Regions from separate parts of the Homo sapiens genome. Here region 2 is linked to region 1. The links are chromatin loops, found by intact Hi-C in ENCODE. Cell type or tissue: heart left ventricle. All regions are shown on one strand. Each heading gives the region's core, and the rest is flanking DNA. Links, peaks and the distances in the headings are about the cores only.

Region 1 (10,276 bases), core at 1,274-9,273:
GCTGGAGTGCATTGGCACAATTTCGGCTCACTGCAACCTCCGCCTCCCAGGCTCAAGCGATTCTCGTGCTTCAGCCTCCCCGGTAGCTAGAATTACAGGCACATGCTACCATACCCGGAAAATGTTTGTATTTTTTAGTAGAGACTAGGTTTTGCCACGTTGGCTAGGCTGGAATTGAACTCCTGACCTCAAGTGATCCACCCTCCTTGTCCTTCTAAAGTGCTGGGATTGTTGAGCCACTGTGCCAGCCTTCGTTTATCTTTTAATTCATAGCGTTTTTGTACCATAGAGAAACTTAACTGTGTGCACATGTGTGGTAAAGGGGGAATGATTGACTACTTTTATGAGCAGCAGTAGAAGCCTTGGTTCATGGAAGACCTCCAGAGGCCTTGAGGTGTGAAGTGGGGCTGGTGAGAGAATGCTGTTCTCTCTGTGTTCTCTTCTGGTCCCTTTGCTGGGTCTCAGACTTGGATGCTAATCGTTTCTTTACCTTTCGGATCAATATTGTCATGGGAGGTAATTTTCCCCCAAGTGGACAGATTCTTGACTTACTAGAGTCAGTTTTGTTACTCTCTTTGGCATGGGAATTTAATTATGTATTTTAGTGGGAAGGTGTGAGCAGGATGAAATTAGACACAGATAGGTAGTCACTGCCACAACCTGAGGTCAGCTGCAGTTTTCTTAAAAAGTCACTTTTTGCTAATAAAGTTTCCGTCCCTGCTTCTCCATTCATGTATTGCACTCATCTACACTAAGCTGGGTAGGCAGGAATCATGAAGTGGATTATGGAATGTCCAGTGGGTCTGGATACATAGCTCGCATATCCATTAATAGCCTGCATTACAGATTTTATGTAAAGTGTTAGTTTTAATTACGTAAGCATTAGATTTCCTGTAAAGATTTCAGAAACCACACTATTTGAAAGAGAGTACAAATTTGCAAAGAGAATACACATGTAGTGGATAGGTGAAAAGCTTACTCCCTAAAACTATCCAGATATGGACAATTCAGGGTCATCTGTCAGGCCATTTATAAATAACTCATATTAGCATTAATCAATAGTGCAGCGTTCCAGGCCTGAAACAATGCATTTAAAAAATGGGATATTTTGCCTTTAAAAAAAATTGTTAATATAGACAGTCCTCTTGAAATTAGTGGGGTTTAGGTATAAATTTAGATCATATTTGTGAATGAAACCAAGGCCAATTTAAAAAGCTATGTATTTAAAACTACAACAAAGTAAAATTCTTTTTATCTTAATCCAAATATATATTGGTCAGTATTTCTTATTCCAGAGCTCAGAATTACCCAGGAAATCTTTGGTTTCCTAAAACTCAAAATGTTTATTGCCAATAGCTAAGTAATATCTTCTCGTAAACAGTGTGGCTCAAAATTATGATCCTATGTTTATGAAACTGAAATCTGACTTAAGTGCTTGTGATTGTGTTTCTAGTTATACAAACTTTCATAGGAATGAAAGCAAAGCATAATTCTGAGGTTAAGACAAACATGTTTGGTATTCATTAAACTCTACTGAGCACGTCTACGTGTGTTTATTGATCATCTACTGCAGGCTTAGTTCTATGCTCAGTTCTTTGGGATGCAGGGACAGAAATTAGGTACTCAGAAATTTCTAGAACCAAGTAACATTATTTTTAAAATAGTGCAAGTCTGGGTATCCTTTTATAACAGGGTTTCTAACCATAGTTCAGCTTTGCTGTATTAATAGTATTGTTGATGTCAGCACTTTCTTGGAAGACATGTTTTTTGCTTATTCAACTTTTGCCTCATGTTAGATTTTTTTTTCTGCTAAACATTGCTGTTATCTTAGTGTTTGTTTTTTGTTGACTGGCTGTTTGGCCTGAGAATTTAGTTCTGAATTCCTTTTTTTTTTTTTTTTTTAAGGCAACAGAATAAACAAGCAACTGTGTGTCCCTTGGCGCGGTAGCCAATTTAAGGTGATTCATACCCAGTTACTTAATAGTAAAGTCTCATTCCTAAAGGATATAAACTCTATTTCTTGCAAGGATGCTTAAAGAGCTGAGCAAATCTTAAAGCATTATTATCACATTTTAGACTAAATAAAGATATTTTCGTTCATTCTAATTTTCGTCATTCCCAAACACACTGTGGCCTTCTGTGGCATGAGTAGTTTAATCAAGTGTTTAGAATTTCTTGGCCTCAACCAGATTAGAGGAATTTAACTCAGCTGTTGTTGAGAAGAAGTAATTCTTCAGTCACTACTGAGGTTTTGTAAGTGTTATTGTTAAAAAAAAGAAAAGGAACTTTGAAGTCTTTATTAGAAAATAAGGTGAACTCATTGTGTTTTATGTATGTTCTGAGATAGAGTTAAAATATTTCAAAATTACTACGGGGCAATTTTCAAGCTTAAAATAAAAAATGGCTCACTACCCCTGGACAGGTTGAATTTGTAATTCATAGCTGAACCGCTAAAGTTAGCATGCAGATTACACTATGAGAGTTCATGCAGGTCTAAATAGTCTCAAATAATTCTTTAATTTGTCTCTACAAGTGTAAGTTTACTAAAAGTACTATATGGAAATTCCACTATCCCAGCTTTTGCTGGGTCCCTTGCTATAACCCCTGACTCAGTTCCTTGCTTTCAGTGAGAGCTCCCAACAGCTCTCATCATTTCTTTCTGTGGCTTAAGTCTGTGCATGCTCCCAGTTGCCACAGCAGAGTTTCTGCAACCTGGGGTTCACAGGATCATCTGGGGGTGCTTATTCAAATGTAGCACCCTGCTACATTTTTCATTCCAGAGGCTAACACAGGGCCCAGGAGAATCTGCCATTTAAAAAAGCCACCCATGTGATAGAAAGCCCTCTTGAGGGAAAGCAAAGGCCTGTTTGTGATGAGAGCTGTTCTTGGCCTCCCTTCTTGTGGCACCCTCCCGAGCTGGGGACTGTGCACTGTGCATTTGCTACTCTTGAAGCACACTTGACCTTCACCTTTCACCCTAGTTCTTTTGCTTAGGTGCTGGGTGGGATCCATCCACCTTGCTCCTGGGATCTTCTACATGCCTTTTACCGTCTATCTGCATGTCACTGCCATTGCACCCTTCTCCTGTAATGCACCCTGCTTTGGTGTAAAGTCAGTTGCTCTCTTAGCTGTTCTCATAATGCTTGACCCTGCTTTCTTTTCACACTTACTGCAGAGGTTAGGAGCAGGACTCTGGGGCCCACCAATCTGGATTTGAAACCTAGCTCCTCCTGGTCTAGCTGTTTGCTGAAGGGTAAGTTATTTTATCTTTCTGAGCCTGAGATGCCTCATGTGTAGAGCGGGGAGAATAGTGACTACCTCACAGTCTGTTGCGAGGACCAAATGAGGTAATAAACATCCGGGGCTGAGAACAGTGACTGTCAAGTAGTTAGCATGCCTCGAAGGCCAGCCATTGCCATCATTGTGATTTCTAACATCGGCTTTTTCATGATCATCCTACAGAGCTCTGCGCAGCCAGAAATCTGGAGGCAGCAATCTTGTCTCCCCTTTCAAATCCAGCACATAACACACCACTTGCTCCCCACACCAACCCACAAGTGTTGACTGAATTGCACTGACTTTACTTGCAAATGCATTTCCTGACTTCAGTGTCACCAGACCTCATCAGTCTGTGGCTATCAAATACATTCTGTTGACTTCAGTAACTCAAAAGTCCATGTCCTTGTGATCACCACCTTGTGCGTTGTCTCTACCCGCTCCCCTCCCTGAAGGACTTGGTTCCCTTGCTCATTCAGCAGTCTCTCCACTCCAGGCCCTGCCCTTCCCCTGCTTCCTCACTAGCTGCAGGAGGGAGTAACCTGCTGGTGCTGGCTGTGCCATTGTGTGCTCTTGCTGCCTGCACCGGTAAGCTTGCTTGATGCACACCAGGCTGTGGCCCAAGAGGTGCCTAGAGGAAGACGCTGCGCCCCTCAGTTCCCCTCTGCTGCACTTGTGTCTACCTGGGCCTCTAGGTGCTGTCAGGGTTTCAGAGGAAACTGCTCCTGCATCTGCAGGGAGCTCTGCTGGACTGAGAACAGGCTCACCTCCTGAGAAACACAGAACCTGAATTCATGCTTGGAGAAGACAACAATTCTCCAAAGGCTGACCTCCCCTGTGTGACCGAGCCCCGGAGCCCCTCTGTTGGTTCAAGATCCTGCATTGGGGCTGCAGAAGCGGCTGGCCCAGTGGCGTGGCTTTCCTAGGACAGAAGGATTGCTCCACCCTACAGGGGAACAAATGTCCACCTTTTAGGAGACAGAAAACTGGCTGTTGTATCCAAATTACCGTTTTTCTAGCCCGCGGTTTCTGAACAGTTTCGTGGATCTTAAGTCTGAGTTTCAGTTAGGCTTTCCTCCCCACTGGCATATCTGCAGGAAGGACAGTCCTAGCTCTGGATATTTCTCTGCCCCCTTTTATTTCTTGCTGTATGAGTCACTACTCTCCCCCGGTGCATTAGTTTCCTGGGGCTGCTGTAACAAATGACCACAAACTTGCCAGCTTACAACCACAGAAATTTCTTCTCTCACAGTTCTGGAGGCCAGGTCTGGAGTCAAGGTGTGAGCAGCTACGCTCCTTCCTAAGGCTCTGGAGACACCCCGTTCCGGGCCTCTCTCCTGGCTCCTGGTGGCTGTTGCGAGCCTTGGCTCATAGCTGCATCACTCCAATCTCTGCCTCCGTCTTCACATCACCTTCTCCTCTGGGTTTATTCTCTTCTGTGTGTCTCTTTTAAGGATCTTTGTCATTGGATTTGGGGTCTACCTGAATAATCCAGGATTATCTCCACATTGTAGGATCATTGATCATATTTTAAAAGACCGCTTTATCAAGTAAGGTAGCATTTTACAAGTTTCAGGAGTTAAGACTTGATGACTTGGGGTGTTCATTATTCAACCTGCTACACCCGGGTAACAGTAATCTACATTCTCATACATCAGTTGCATTGTACCCATTTCATAAATTAATCTTGTGCCATTTAATTTGGTAATCTGGTTAGTGCTAGGAATTTTTCATATTTAGGGGAGAGAGAATAATAATAACTACAGAAACAGTATATAGTTCCTTGAGCCCCTAGGCATGCTAGGCACTGTCACACACAAATGCTTACACTGGCCTGGGAGAAAGGTGCCACCATTATTTGCATTTTACTGATGAGGGGACTTAAACCTGGAGCACTTAAGTAACTTGCTACGGTCTGCTTAGCAAGTCGGTGACAGAATCAGCAATGAATTGGCCGTCTCCTTCAAAGTCTGTGCTCTTTAAAGTGGTCAGGACTGCAGGAGGTGACCTCAAGTCAGAGCTGGGTGGGGACCTTGGTGTAGTTGTTTCTACCACTAAGTTGGTGGTAAGATCTTGGGCAAGTTATCCACTTCTATGAACTTGACTCCATCTAGCACAGTAAAAGGACTGTGAAGGAGGAATTAATAGGGAGGCACAAATTAAAAGAAGACCAGTGAGAAGCTTTGGGTTTGGTTGGATTCAGTTGAATTTAACATTAGATATTTGGGTTATCTGGGAAGTTTGATTGTGGCAATTTTTTTTTTTTTTTTTGAGACAGGGTCTTGCTCTGTAGCCCATGCTGGAGTGCAGTGGTGTCTTCATAGCTCACTGTAACTTTGAACTCCTGGGCTAAAGGGATCCTCCCACCTCAGCCTCCCTAGTTGCTGCAACTATAGGCACATGCCATCTTGCCTGGCTAATATTTTATTTTTTGTAGGCTTGGGGTCTTCCCATGTTTTCAAGACTGTGGCAATGCTTTTTTTTTTAAAGCATATTATTTACTATAGAGCTTTATAGAAATGTTAAATAGGACTATTGTTTAGTTAGTCCCATTTCTCCTTGCACTGTGAACGTGGAACCTTAAAAATAAAAGTGTTGGCATTTAAAAAAAGCTTGACAATGCTTCAGTGAATTTAAATATATATAATATATATATTTCAATACTTGACACTAAAAATATTAAGAGAAAATATGAGTTATTATGAAAATATCTAAGAACGATGTATTTGGAATTATTATTATTATTATTATTATTATTATTATTATTATTTGAGGCGGAGTCTCACTCTCTCGCCCAGGCTGGAGTGCAGTGTTGTGATCTCGGCTCGCTACAAGCTCCACCTCCTGGGTTCACGCCATTCTCCTGCCTCAGTCTCCTGAGTAGCTGGGACTACAGGTGCCCGCCACCACGCCTGGCTAATTTTTTTGTATTTTTAGTAGAGATGGGGTTTCACCATGTTAGCTGGGATGGTCTCGATCTCCTGGCCTCGTGATCTGCCTGCCTTGGCCTCCCAAAGTGCTGGGATTACAGGTGTGAGCCACCGTGCCCGGCCTGGAATTATTTTAATAATCTTTGGTCATGCTGTCAGTTAACTTTATGGTAAATAAGTAATTGGAGTTTTAACTGTAGAATTTGTTTTGTTGAGATTCATTGCAAAACTGTGAGACTACTTTGCAACTCCGTCTTGGGAGATTGGTGTTGAATCTTTCTGGTAAATGTTTGATTTGGATGTTAAGCTAACGTTTGCAGGGCCCCTGCCTGTTAACAGCTACCTGGGCTTTGCCTGTTTGGCCTTGACTCTTCTTCCTAACCTGGGGTGAGGTCTGCAGGATCCATGTGAGGCCAGATGTGCTCCATGGGGAGAGTCTGGTGGGCAGATCCTGAGTGATGGACTTCCCATTTCTCTCTCCTTCTCTGCTTTGCTGTCAGGAGTATCTGTTTGTCTGAAGCCTGCTGATTCTTTCTGTTCCTCCAACTTCCTTTCTGTAATGCCAGTTGGTAGCTTTGGCTTTAAAATGGGCAAACCTCCTGCTCTCCTGGTTCAGAATTAGTGATTTTTATCCTTTCAGGGATCATGCTGTGGAACACACAGCAGCCTGTGGAGTCTGCTAAGCCCGATTCACAATGGAGCATTGATCCCTGCTGCTGTGTGGCACCCTGGCCTCTGCAGCATACACATGCTTGGGCCAGGATCAATTTTCAGTGGGTTTTAGGTCTGACACACTGGCTTTAGTTTATAGTAACATCGGGGGCTTGTGTCTGCCTAACCCCATCCTTTATAAAGTGGGGATCAGTGCCTTACAGATTTTGATGCCAACATAATTATTTATAAAATCATCACATTACATAAGATGTGCTGTTTTTCTTTTTTCACACAAGAAATGATTTTCATTTGATGTATTGATCAGTGTAGTTACTGGGAATTGAGCCCAATACATTTATTCTTTTATTTGAGATCTGCTAAAATTGTCTCTTCCTTCGGAAGACTGAAAAATGATCCAGGTTGTGAATGAGTTGTTCCAATTCTTTTCATGCCGAGCAGGGCTTTACACTAAATTTGGGACCTGAGGGGCCAGATTTAGGATCTGGAGGGTTAAGAGTGAGACACAGCGGCTGCCTGGCCACATGCCAGATGCAGGAGGTAAGGCTGGAGGTTCGTGACCAGTTTGGACATAGCTGCTGCTCTGGTAAAACACAAACATCAACAACGAAAACTTGATTCCTGTGGAATATGTGCTATAATCTAGGAAACAGAGATTCTCTGGTATGGGAAATCCTTGAAGTCTTGGCATTAGTGACAGCACCTGGAAATACTCATTCCAATTCAAATGAGTCTGAAGTGGGCCCTGGAGGGGCTGCATGGGGAAATTTGCAAGTGGTGTCTGTGCCGGGAATGTTAAGTATTGATGGTGATGCTGAATTTATGAATATGGAAAGAATGCGTGTACTCAGAAGGAGGATGCAAACAGATTTTAAATTTTATTTTGACATTACCTTCCAGTGCAGTGCATGGTTAGCAGTAACTGTATACAGAAAGGGCCACAGAGGCTTTGGTTTCTGAAAGATGTCTGGGAGCTGCCCTGTTCACCTGGTGCCATACTTCCTCAGAAATACAGAAAGAGCACGCAGCAGCCAGCAAAGGTGTACTTCAGCTGGTGTCCCTATTTCTTCTAATTTAGTGTTGGATGGAATGATAAAATAGTTCTAATATGCTCATATTTGTCTGTGGTAGTACACAGTAATTTTCAGTTTATTTGATATAGCTGCTATAGGTCCTCAAAATAGAGTTTTGAATTTTCTTTCTTGGTGCTGACAAATTGATACCATTTGGAATACAGAGAAAAAGTTTCAGTGCAACACAGGTGAATTTTTTAATAGGATATACTAAGTAAGTTTAATCTCTGGCAGGGATGTCTGATCTTTTGGCTTCCCTGGGCCGTGTTGGAAGAAGAGCTGTCTTGGGCCACACAGAAAATACACTAACACTAATGATAACTGATGAGCTTAAAAAAATCACCAAAAAAACCCATGTTTTAAGAAAGTTAACAAATTTGTTTTGGGCCACATTCAAAGCCTTCCTGGGCTGCATGTGTCCTGTGGGCCATGGGTTGGACAAGCTTGCTGGAGTATTAATAAATATTGTGAAGCAGAAAGGCTGTGCTTATATAAAATTTTGATGATAAATTCTTAGAAATTAGCTGTATTTATCACACTCATTTTCTTTTAAGAAATCAGCAAAAATGTCCCCCCCCCACTTCCGTTCTAGTACCATACTTTGTAGCAAAGAGTTTTTGGAAAGAAAAGAGATTCTTGTTCATAGCACATCATCATTCTTTTCTCCTATAGATGTATAAGGGAGGCAAGGTGAAAATGAGCTCGTCTTTTTAAGCTCTTGTCGTGAATCGAACCAAATCTCTTTGGTTATTTTAAGGATTATTTCCTTGGTTATTTTGCAGAGTTCCAGTTGTGTGGGATGAGTTAATGTTAACCATACACTACTTATTTGCAATGTTACCTGTTGTGGACAGCTCTGGTTTTGCTTAAGCGTGTGAGGTTCAGGCCCTCATTCTGCAGTCTGAGGCTGTGGTAGTGATTTGGGAGAGGTCTGCCGTGTTGTCAGCCCAGCCCTCCCAGTCCAGCTCTACCAGGCAAGTCCTCCTCTCCTACTTAAGCACAGACCAAGAGCTGACATGGGATTAGGTGATATGTGGGGCCTGGTTCCTGCCATTGCAGAGCATGACAGACAGGGAGAGGGTGTGGCTTGAAACCTGGGAACCTTGTTTCTGGGGATGAGCAGGATGTAGGAAGTCAGGAAGGCAGGGAGCTTTTCTGGAGTCCCTCTCAAAGCAGCCACTCCCTTTACTGGTCTGCAGGACCAGGCAGAGTGGGAAGTGGGAGGTGGCTGCTCAGCACTTTGCTACCTGTTGTCTTTCTGAACTGAAGACTCAGACCATCTTTGAAAGTCCTGCGGATCTAGTGGCCTGCACTGGGTGTTTGGAGGAAGACTCCTCTCGTGAATAGTTTAAAGCTAGAGAAGCAAGTGGTTGCCATTCCTTGTTCCCTGGGACTGGTAATTTAGGGGACCCTTAGGATCTGCACAGGTCCAGAAAGAAGAGGCATCTTACTGTGGTTGCTTCTGTGGAAGAAGAGGCATCTTACCGTAGTGGCTTCCATGGCTGTGATCTTGGATGGGCGGGGCCAGATGGGGAGGAGACAGCAGGGATTTGGCTTCTTTTTCTCCCCTTCCCAGACCTGTGCGGTTGGAGAGCTTCTTATCCCAGTTAGCAGAGAAGGTAAAATCTGAAGTTAGCAGAGAAGGTAGAAATCATTTTTGATTTTTTTTTCATGTCTGACTTTGAATTGTTGAATTCATCCAAGGGTAAATATTCCTCTGTATACCACACTAGCCATAAGCACACAGTCACATATACTGCACATTAGATAGAGCGTGATGGTGACTTACAGGTCCTGCTTAATGGAGGTGAGCGAGGTGGTTTTATGTTATTTGGCTAATTTGTATTTGTTTAAAGGATAACTAGGCTGTTTCCCTTGCCCTTCATTATCTTTCTAGTTCATAACCTTTTTCTCCAGGCACAGACCTTGGCTTTGGTTGAGTGGGGAGGGAGGATGTCTTGTTTTCTTTAGTCTGCCTTACAGATGCTGGAGGAAGCTCCGTTGTTACTTTCAGGTCCCTGAATTCCCCAAAAAGCAGATTTTAAAAATCTTGGCCATGGATTTTCTACCTTGTTTTGGTGGAAACTGCTCTATTGGAAGTTGCCTGACTCCACCCAGCTCATCTGGGGGCTCCCAGAATTTTACTTGTAACCCATCAGATTTGCTCTTCTCCTGCTTGTAGACACTCAGGTGCCTAACCTGGGAGGTTTTCATGGGAACTTCACAAAAGACTTCAGAAAGGTGGAGAAGGAATTGCCGTTTATTTAGTACTCAGTGTATGCCAGGCCCTGGGTGCAAAGTTGCCAGTGTTACTGCATCAAACAT
Region 2 (10,276 bases), core at 1,241-9,240, 74 kb after region 1:
TGGAACTTATATATAGGAGTTATATCTTAGACTTTCTCCAATGAATTTTGGCTACCAAACACCTCAAATGAATTCTGCAGATAGTATTTCAAGGATGCTTATGGTATGGTAAGTGTAACTTGATTAACTACAGAAGATGATTAGAAGTTGTAATAGACACTGAGAATCCTGTAGTGGTCTTTGATACCCATGATAGATAAGATGATGAAGGTAACTCTTAAAATTAGGAATAAATATTATAACATTACATTTTTGTCTTTAAATTTCTGAGCAAAACAAAGTTGATGACCTTTAGATTTAAAACAAGAAATTGTTGTTTAAAGATGTTAAAGATAAACATTTTTATCGTTGAATGAGTCCCTGAGTTTCAGCTCTCTTTCACATCAGGTCTTTAGTTTATTGCTTTCTTTAAACATCATGCACCTCCTTGTGCTGTTTTTCATTCCCCACCCCCGATTCAGAGAGACAGGTAATTATATACACACCAGCTAAATGTCTGGTAAAATCTCTAGGCAAAACTGAGTTGACTTGTGTGGAACTGAATTTAAAAATGCTTGACGGAATATTGCTCCAGTCTCTGAATACTTGTCAGGTTGCATTTACTGCAATTGCCTCCATTACCAGGATGTGTGCTTTGGTCCTGAGAGAGACACTTTTCCCTGCCTCTCCCCCTTTTCTTCCTTTTCACTATATAGCTCTGGCTTCTGAGGGGTCACAGTCCAGCAGTTATTCATTTTGTCCCTCTGAATTAGAAAAGAAGTATAATAATTTAACTGAAATTAGGTTTGTTTTAAACCTAGGCAACTGTCTTTTTATGAAGAAAACATTTACAGTATAAAATAGGAGAATGTCACATGAGCTGTATAAATGGAATATATAATAGTGTGGATGTATAATGATTATCATTTGTAAGGCATTCTTTCAAAAGTAAGTAACTGGATTTAGAGAAAATTAACCTTTCATTCGTAAGTGAATTAAATAAAGAATTGGACATTGCCAGGTGGGGGCAGAGAAAGCCAGAGTTTTTAAATTAAAAAAATAAGCAAATAAAATCTTTAAACATAAATGGAGATAAGATTTGAATTGTATCATATATGGTAACCTCTTTTTTGGCTGGTGTACCGAAGTCTAAAAATGTACAAGTGGTAGAGTTTATAAAAACTCATTCCTACTTGGCAAGGGTAAGAAAGGAAGGTGGTCACCTAGAATCAACATTTATTAACTTTTAAACGTCGTTTCGTAGGGAAGAATCTCCCTCCTCAAAGCATTCAGCCTGAGTTTATTTAGGATTCAGTTAATTGAAAGATAATCTGTGGCATCGATAGGAATCATCATTTTCCAAACATCTTATTTTTAGAAACGGGCTTCACAAGCTCTTTACAAACATTGGAATCCATAGTCATTGAAATGGGTGGCGTGTTTTTTCATGGGGATTGTGAATCAGTCTAAAGCAAAATATGTGTTTATGATTTGCATGTAAGGTAACTGAAGTTTAGCAAAAACAATAATTTGTCATTTAGAAATGATCCCAGTCTTTGGAAATATTTAGAATAATAAATTTCAGGTTAAGTTTTTTTTTCACGGTTTAATCAAGTTAAGATTTTTGGGATACTTAGTATTTGGTTGGCTTTACTAAAAGAAAAATATTTATTGGCATTACATTAAACTGCTTAAAAATTAAACGAAGACCTAGTTAAAAGATGCTGGCATTAAGACATGGTTTTACTCAATTTTTATACCTGGAACCCCAAAAGGAACAAAAAGAATGAGAAACAAAGAAGAAGATGCTATGCTCTGTTAAATAGCTACAACTTCAAACCACATTTTAAAGAATACCTGCCAAATAGAGTGACATTTGGACCAAAGGAGAGAGGATGCTGTGAGCTTACATAGTCCTCTAATTTGAGGCAGGGTATAGTTTTCTCAAGGAGTCAGGCCTGTAGAAATTAAATGGCTTCACTAAAATAATAAGAGAATAGAGGGGCGACTCTCTCTGTGCAACTTAGTTGTGCACCACAGAAAACTGGAGGACTCGGAGGTGAGGGAGGAAAAGAGCTTCTGTGTAGAGTTGGGCAGGCTGTGACTTAAACAGCTCTAGGGATCCCAGGAACATAAAAGTCTAGTGAGTGGAGGCCCCTGATGTTGGAGCCCAATCTGCACGCACACCTGCGTGCACACCTAGGCCACCATCGTGACTGAGTGCCATCTTAATGTCTAGGGCAGCTTCCTGAGAGTGGGAGACTTCTCAAAGTGAGACTGAAAGAAGGCTCAGGAAGGTGGTGTTCAGGAGCCTGTGACATGAGGGGCTTCTTTCTAACCTATATCAATGCTGCTAAAGTTTTACACTTGAGTGTAAAATACTCCCAGGGTACAGGACTTGACCATAGTGGAGAGAACTGGAGATTAATGCTGGACTTGAAGCTGGCTGCTCTTCCTATGAACTGACAGGTTGTCTCCACTGCAGCATGAATGCCTTCTAGTTCTGCCTGCCACACCTTGGCATAGGCAGGCAAGTTCATAGAATAATGGAACACAGACAAAGCTAGATGTGGAATATACATCAGAAGACAAATTATCTCACCAACAAAAGAAGAATTCAGAATCTTAGTATTTTGTGGCCTTAAAGGAATAATGAAAACTGGGTTTTCTCAAAGTTTAAAGGAAAGATATATGGTTAAAGAAAATAAGAAATATAGGAGATAGAAAGTGAGCTGATTAATCTGCGTGAAGAAGGAGAAAAACCATTAGGAAGAGGGAAGTCACATTGGAAGCCACCAAATATAACAAACACAAATGAAAACACAGGAATCAACAGACTTGAGAAACTTCTACAAAACAAAGTGAAAAAGATGAGAGAAAAAGGATTTCTGTGAAGATGATACATAGGAGAGACAAAGGCTTATTCATCACATATTACTTGTTTTTCCAAAGGAAGAGAATAAAAATGGAAACAAAAACATTCAAAGGTATAATAGGATAAAGCCTTGCTTATAAAAAAAGAAAGATGTATATGTGCTTGCAGGTCAGAAGGCCACACTATTTACTAGGAAAGAAACTAGAAACAAATCCCAAGAAATGTGCTGCTGAGCGGTCAAGGACATTGGGAACAACAGGACTGAGGGACACTGGGGTGAGCCACACGGCCTTTGGTAGCCTGGTGAAAGCAGTGCCAGGAGACAGCACAGCAAGTTGCAAGGCACTGGGTAGAGCAGAGTGGAGGTGAGGAAGGGGAGAAGAGTACACGCAGCTCTTCTGAGAAGTTTCATCATGAAGAAGCTGAGGGAGATGTGGATGGACCTGAAGGGGGAGATGGGACTGAGGGAGCCTGTGCTTTTTAAGATGGGAAAGACCTGCACATATTTAAATACCCCTAGTGAATGTGAGGAAAGAGAAGGGGGTTCTTAACCTTGCCTGCACATTGGAGCCACTTGGAGTGTTTAAAAAAAACACTGATGGTGGGTCCCACTCAGAAGGATTCCTATGTCATCGGTGTTGGGGATGGCTGGTGTTGAGATTTTTAAAACTGCCCAGGTGATTCTAAAAGGGAGCTGAATTTGAAAACCATCCTTGTAAAAGATGAAACAAAGCTTCAAGAGTTGGGTTTCCTCTTCCACTGTAGCTAGAGGAAGTGATGGAAGTACTTTGAGATAGGTAGGTTTGTGAGAGGGGAGCTGAAGGAGTTTTACTGCTTATGGCTTCTGCGTTCTCTTGAAGGGCTGGTGGTGTGATGGGGAAGCATGTTGGGAGGAAGATGGGCAGGCACTGAGAGGAGAGGAGTGAATTTGCAGCACTCTTTCATGGAGAAGGAGGGAGAACACCAAAGAGGTGTTGAACCAAAGGGTGGGCAGGCAGTGCTGAGAAGGCCGAAGTTTGAGATGATAATTTTATGGAGGCAGCTCTTTCTTCTTCCTAGGTAGAGAGTGGGCAGCCCATAATGTGTGGAGAAGTAAGTTTTCTAGTGAAGACTAGAGAAGTTAGTTACTTGGGAGATTTTCTTATTTTGCCCATAACATAGAGAATCAGACACTGGTAGAAATAAAATCAATTAGTTAATACACATAGTGCATTCTGTTAAATCCTGTCTAGCTCTGCCTTGGTAGGCTCTTAATCGTATTTCTGTAGTTACATAGAAATGAAGCTGAACACTATGATTTTGCTTATAGGGAAAAACATGACTTTCAGTCCCAGTGTTTCAAACGCATCAGTAGGAAGGGCTAATTTAGGCGCCGACTCTTTCCTTAAAGTGAAGCTTTTGTTATATTAATAGATCTAGCCTGTGATTCTTGTAAAGAGTGTTGTAAGTTGACATGGTAATAACTAAGATTTGAAACAATGTGCTTACCCAAGCTGTATCTTGAAATACAGTTTGAATCAACTTGGAAGAAAACCTAAACTAAATTGGGTTTTAGTAAAATAATCCTGCTTCGTAAATATTACAAAGAAAATGTTATCAGTCTTTTTGGGTATTGTTGGCGGAGTCCTTAGATCAGAGATTTTTGTTTTCGTTAGGGCCTTCCTTCTTTAATGTTTTAAAAACATTATTTCAGTTGTGCAGGTAGTTTGCATTTTAAATCATCTCACACAACTTGCTGGAAACTGAAATGGATGCTGAGGACATGGTGACTTTTTAAGGGAAAGATGAATAACATCCGCTGTGCGAGAGCCCTTGTTCCAGAGCACACCACATGAACACCAGGGCTTAAACTCACCAGGAGCCCACTGAGAGCCCATGTATTTAGATGGAAACAAAAATGGACATAAAAATTAAGTTTGAAACAGGTAGTCTAAAACATCACCGGGAGTTCACTAATGTCAGGACAGAATAAACATTGACTACTCAGGACAAGTTTTCAGAAGTTCCCCAAGCCCCTTCTCACTTGGTTGGGTTCTGCTGACGCTGGTTTACTCTGCATCTCACCCCTTTGCACACAGTAACCTTTGGAGATATTCGGCATCGTAGTAAACTTGGTGGTTGTTGGGGAAATTTTTGTTTGCTTTTTCATTCAGCATTTTTTTTTTTTTTGAGACAGAGTCCCACTCTGTTGCCCAGGCTAGAGTGCAATGGCATGGTCTCGGCTCACTGCAACCTCTGCCTCCCGGGTTCAAGCAGTCCTCCTGCCTCAGCCTCCTAAGTTGCTGAGATAACAGGTGCCTGCCACCACACTTAGCTAATCTTTTTGTATTTTTAGTAGAGACGAAGTTTCACTGTGTTGGCCAGGTTGGTCTTGAACTCCTGATCTCAGGTGATCTGCCCGCCTCAGTCTCCCAAAGTGCTCGGATTACAGGTGTGAGCCACTGTGCCCGGCCTTTCAGCATTTTTTTAACATTGTGAAATGGATGTATGGGTGATACTGTGCTAGGCACCAAGGCATGAAGACATAATTCAGACTTGGCTCTTATTCTCAAGAAGTGGACTCTAGACTTTTAGAAGCCCAGGGAAGCAAAGACATTTTTCTTGGCTTACTCTTTTAAGTGTTTCCACAGTATTCTTAGCTATTAGAAAATAAAAATTATTTATTGTTGCAATTGTTAGAAAAAGTCATTCATCTCCTGTCTCTTGGCCACTGTGGAGCCCTGGCATTAAGGAAAAAAAAGTTTGGTGGCTGGCGATCAGCTATAATTGTGGGTGTAACCTTCTCTTCTTCTAGGGTGTTGGTGAGCTTTAGCCTCCTGTCCGTCTTGTCCTTTGGCCTGACTTATACTGTGTTCAGCTTGCAAAGGACAGCTGTAAAGGAGCAGCATGAAGCCAAAATCAATAATAGTGATGTTTTTAGCTCAGCTGTCATCTCCCTACCCCCAAACCTCACCAAAATTTTATGTCTCAGACAGTTTGTCAAGGACAAATGTTTGGTCCATGTCCCACCAGGGCAGGTTTTCTGTCAGCCAGGAGATTCTAGCTGTGTGTGTGTGTGTGTGTGTGTGTGTGTGTGTGTATGTGTGTGTGTGTGTGTGTGTGTGTGCGCGTGCACGCGCACGCGCATGGATTAGGTGTTAGGACACCCAAGTCTAAAGATTTAATTGTACAAATCTTACTGACAAATGTTTTACTGATTTGAATGTGCCAGATTATTTAAAAACTGGAACAATATAACAGATGTTTTTTAAGTTCTGTGAATATGAAAATATTTTAAAAAGGTGAGTATGTTTTTAGTTCTTTGACAGGGGCTTATATGTCTCTGAACTGATATTAATTATCTATGCTTTGCTGTTTTGCCAGTGAAGTCACTGATAAGCCAAGACTAGGTCCAGCGATAAAAATTATTTGGGAATTTAGTTCAGGATTTAAAGAGTGGCATTTCCTCTGACCTTTTTTTAGAGCTGACACTTTGTGGCAGGCCAAGTGTAATATTCTATTCCTTCTAAATACCCTTCTCTTTTTCTCATCTTAAAATCTTTCTCTTTCAAAGCTGATGCAACAGTGGTGTAAAACCACGTTATTTCTAGAATTGCTCTGGGCCACCTGATGGTATACATATTTCTTACAGTTTACGAAGTCCTACCAGATTCTTCTCTGAATATGACCACGGGGAATTGTTTGGACATTAACAAGTGCATTGTGTAAGGGAAGTATTTTACTTTTCAGCAGTAATATTAGATGTTTGTGACCAAAGCTGACGAGTGATTACTGGTTTAACAGCCTTATGTTTCAACAGATACAGCATAACTATAATGTTTAAATATCTGCAGTGATGGCCACCAGGACTGAAGTTTCTTTCTCCTCTTACCTTGAACAAGAGAAGCAGAAGGGCCACTGTTTACAGGGAGTTGATGAGACCACCTTCCTTAGAAGGCCCTTACTTCTCTGGTTGATGAATGTCATACTGATTGCACCCAAGACTGAGTTCTTGGTACACGTGGCTGGGCAAATTCTTGGAACAGGTGTCTGGGCTCATTTCCCTGAGTGGCATGGAGAGCCTTCTTCCATGATCAGGCCTGCAACTTCCCTCCTACTCACTTATGGGCATCACGCTCCCCCTCTGGAGCCCGTTCCTGCTATTTCTCCTGCCTGAAATGCTCTGTGCCCCTTTCCTTCCATCTCTGCCTAAATGCTGCCTTATCAGAGAAGCCCACACGCCATGTAAAGAGCAGTACCCACTCCCTTGTCCTGTTGCCTATGTCCCCTACCCTGCCCTGGTTTGCTGTGTGGGACTTATCACCTATCCTATTAGATATCTGTTTATTTATTTATCATCTCTGCCCTAGGTGGAATGTTAGGTCCACAGAGACAGGATCTCTGTACTCCTCACTGTCGTACTCCGGGCACCTGAGTGTATGGCAGGCACTTGGTTATTGAATGAAGGACTGAATGAAGGAGTCATAGGGGCTCTGTGTGTATTTGTGGAATGAAAGAGGGGGGAAGGAAGGACTTGACACTTAGAGCACCTAAGTATGGAAGGACTTAGGACATTGTCCCTTGGAAAGTGGGTGGTGATTGTCCCGGATAAAGGAAAACACCCCTCCCCACAAAGGGGTTGCCTTGAGAAAGTGGGTAGTTAGGAAGTCCTGGCTTCACGCTCAGGGGTAGGGTGGCTGTATGTCTCCTTTTCCAGGGGATAGGGCTCCTGTTGACACCTATTTCTCCAGCTAATGTTTCAAAGCACCCTCTTCCATTCTTAAAAGTTTCCCAATCTGGGTGATAAATACATGGTCACCCACTTAAGGGATTTGATTGCATCAGGGATGGAGTTCTGTATATGAGAACTACATGCAGGGAGCACTGAGAGGAGTGACTCTGGGAGCACAGGCATTTTGTACCCTTGCCTGGACGGGGCCCTGAGGGAACGGGAGGCCGGCCTTCAGAGGACCACTGGGCGTGTGCAGTTAACAGTTTGGTTTGTGTTTTTCTCCATGTTTCTCTGTATACAGAGGTATATAAATTTAAATATGTACATACATATGAAGTCCACCCCTGTTTTATTTTTACAGAAATGGTATTATGTCATACCGTACTTACCAAAGTCTTTTTTATTTCGTATTTCAGAATATCTTTGCTGGTCTGTACCTATTGATCTCCTTCGTTACCGTTACTTTTAATTGCAGCATAATATTCTATAGATGGATATATCTGACTTATGCAGTCGTGCCCCTGTTGATGTGCTTTCAGACTATTTTCATATTCTACTGTTAAAAATACTTTTTTTGTGACAAAAGATATCTGTATGCATGTATCCGTATGCTGAGAGTGGGATTTCTGAGTCAAAGTGAATGTGCGTTTTTAAACAGTCATCACCAGATGCTTTCCCCAAAGGAAGTACAGTTCTTCCTGCCTGCAGCAATGTTAGGCGTGCCCTTTCCTCACATCTTGCCCAGCAGTGGATGCTCAGATCTTTTAATGTTTTTCTAATCTATCAGGTAAAAAATGAGATTATCTTTTCCTTTGGCTGTACATTTTTGAGCCTTTATCATAGAGTCAAGTGTTGTAATGCATTCTGTAACTCCAAGATATGTAGCATTTACTAACTGCAGTCATTCATTAAGTAAAACTTAGACCATTAGGAAGATATACTGTTTAAGTATTTAAATAACTGAACACATCTTCCTGTGTTTTATCACTTTTTTTCATATCTAGGGCATTTCACATGTTTCCAGGTTTGGTTCCTAGGTATGGCTATTAAAGAACTTTCAGATCAAGGTTGATAATTGGGCATACTGGGCTGGGGTGCAGTGGCTTACACCTGCAATCCCAGCACTTTGGGAGGCCGAGGCAAGTGGATCACTTAAGGTCATGAGTTCGAGACTAGCCTTGCCAACATGGTAAAACCCCGTCTTTACTAAAGATAAAGAAATTAGCTGGCTATGGTGGCATGTGCCTGTAATCCCAGCTATTCGGGAGGCCGAGGCACGAGAATCACTTGAACCCGGGAGGCAGAGGTTACAGTGAGCTGAGATCGCGACACTGCAGTCCAGCCTCGGCGACAGAGTGAGACTCTGTCTCAAAAACAAACAATAAATAAATACATAATTGGGCATACTGTAATATTCTCAGAGATCTATATGTAAAATTTGTATAGTCATAGTTTTATGGTGGGTTATAATTGTCTCTAGTAGATTCTGTGAGTCTAAAACAATAGGAAGACTGTGCTCCATTAGCTTGTCATGCAATTTTTAACTTTGACAATAGACTTTTTTTGAAAAAAAAAATATTTTATTTTTTGCGACAAGATCTCACTCGGTCACTCAGGCTGGAGTGCAGTGGCATGATCACAGCTCACCACAGCCTCAAACTCCTGGAGTCAGGTCATCCTCCCACCTCAGTCTCCCAAGTAGCTGTGACCACCGGTAAGTGCCACCACACCTGGCTAATGTTTTTGGATTTTGTAGAGACAGGGTTTCACCATGTTGCCCAGGCTGGTCTTGAACTCCTGGACTCAAGCAATATACCTACCTCAGCCTCCCAAAGTGCTGAGACTACAGGCATGAGCCACTACGCCTGGCTGACAATAGGCTTTATTTACTCATTTATTGAGATACAATTGACGGAAGCTATAAATGCTAAATATTTCAAATGTGAAGGGATGAAATGTGATGGAGGGGCAGGCAAAGGAGCAGTGGTGCCAGGTGTGGATTCTGTGTAGTGTGTGAATGGCGTCTCTGTCCCTTAAGCCCAAGGCAACAATGTGAATAGCCACTTGCGTACAGCAGCGTGCCATATTCAACTTGGCAGGTTTCCATCCCCAAGGGCCTTAGTGTGTTGTAAACACTTTATTGATTGATGTTCAATACATTGCAGCACAATATAAGAATATATTGTCATCATATAGTGATGAGGGGAATTGTGTTGTGGTGCCTCATGTTTGTAAGGGATGACATTTCGGGTAGACGTAGGAAAACCGTTTCACATGCTACAATTGTTGTATATTTCCTCTGTCCAATTGCACATGGGCCAGAGACTTATGTGTATGGGAAATGTTTCTTTGCTGCTTTACCAGGATGTCGGTCATTTTGCTCGGATAGGGAAAACTGGAAAAAGAAAAAGAAAAAGATGTGCCCAGATACTTACTGGTTTTCGGCTTCCTGGTGAAAGTACTTTATGAACATAGTGAAATGTGTCATTCTTTCTAATCCTTAAATCTGCATAGGCCATGCCCATAAGGGGCTAAGTGTGGGCTATGGGGTGGGAGTGTTGCTTTTCCTTCCCCCACCCTTGTTCATGCCTGTCTTAGCATGTGACTCTTGATAGTGAACTTGCCCAGATGCTTCAAGGTCACCATTTCCCATATTCTCTGGCAGCTGAAGAGCTGTTTGGATCTTGGAATATGGAGTGGGATGTTTGATA

Evidence for each region. Peaks named below come from ENCODE experiments on the same cell type or tissue, not always from the same donor. Only the 100,000 strongest peaks of a DNase experiment are listed, where the experiment ranks them.
Region 2: a loop joins it to region 1, with 1.9 times the contacts of the local background. A loop is called at or near these places in 5 of 110 quality-filtered maps.

What each region holds. Positions count from the first base shown.
Region 1 is chr18:7,596,899-7,607,174 of GRCh38, forward strand. The region is part of intron 1 of PTPRM (protein tyrosine phosphatase receptor type M); the gene reads left to right. Among named protein-coding and RNA genes, the nearest start is that of PTPRM, 35 kb to the left of the region's middle. In heart left ventricle, for the core only: a CTCF peak has its summit at 4,636; no DNase peak of the experiment used is centred there; H3K27ac peaks cover 3,372 bases.
Region 2 is chr18:7,670,730-7,681,005 of GRCh38, forward strand. All of the region lies in intron 1 of PTPRM (protein tyrosine phosphatase receptor type M), which reads left to right. Among named protein-coding and RNA genes, the nearest start is that of PTPRM, 110 kb to the left of the region's middle. In heart left ventricle, for the core only: no CTCF peak of the experiment used is centred there; no DNase peak of the experiment used is centred there; H3K27ac peaks cover 1,149 bases.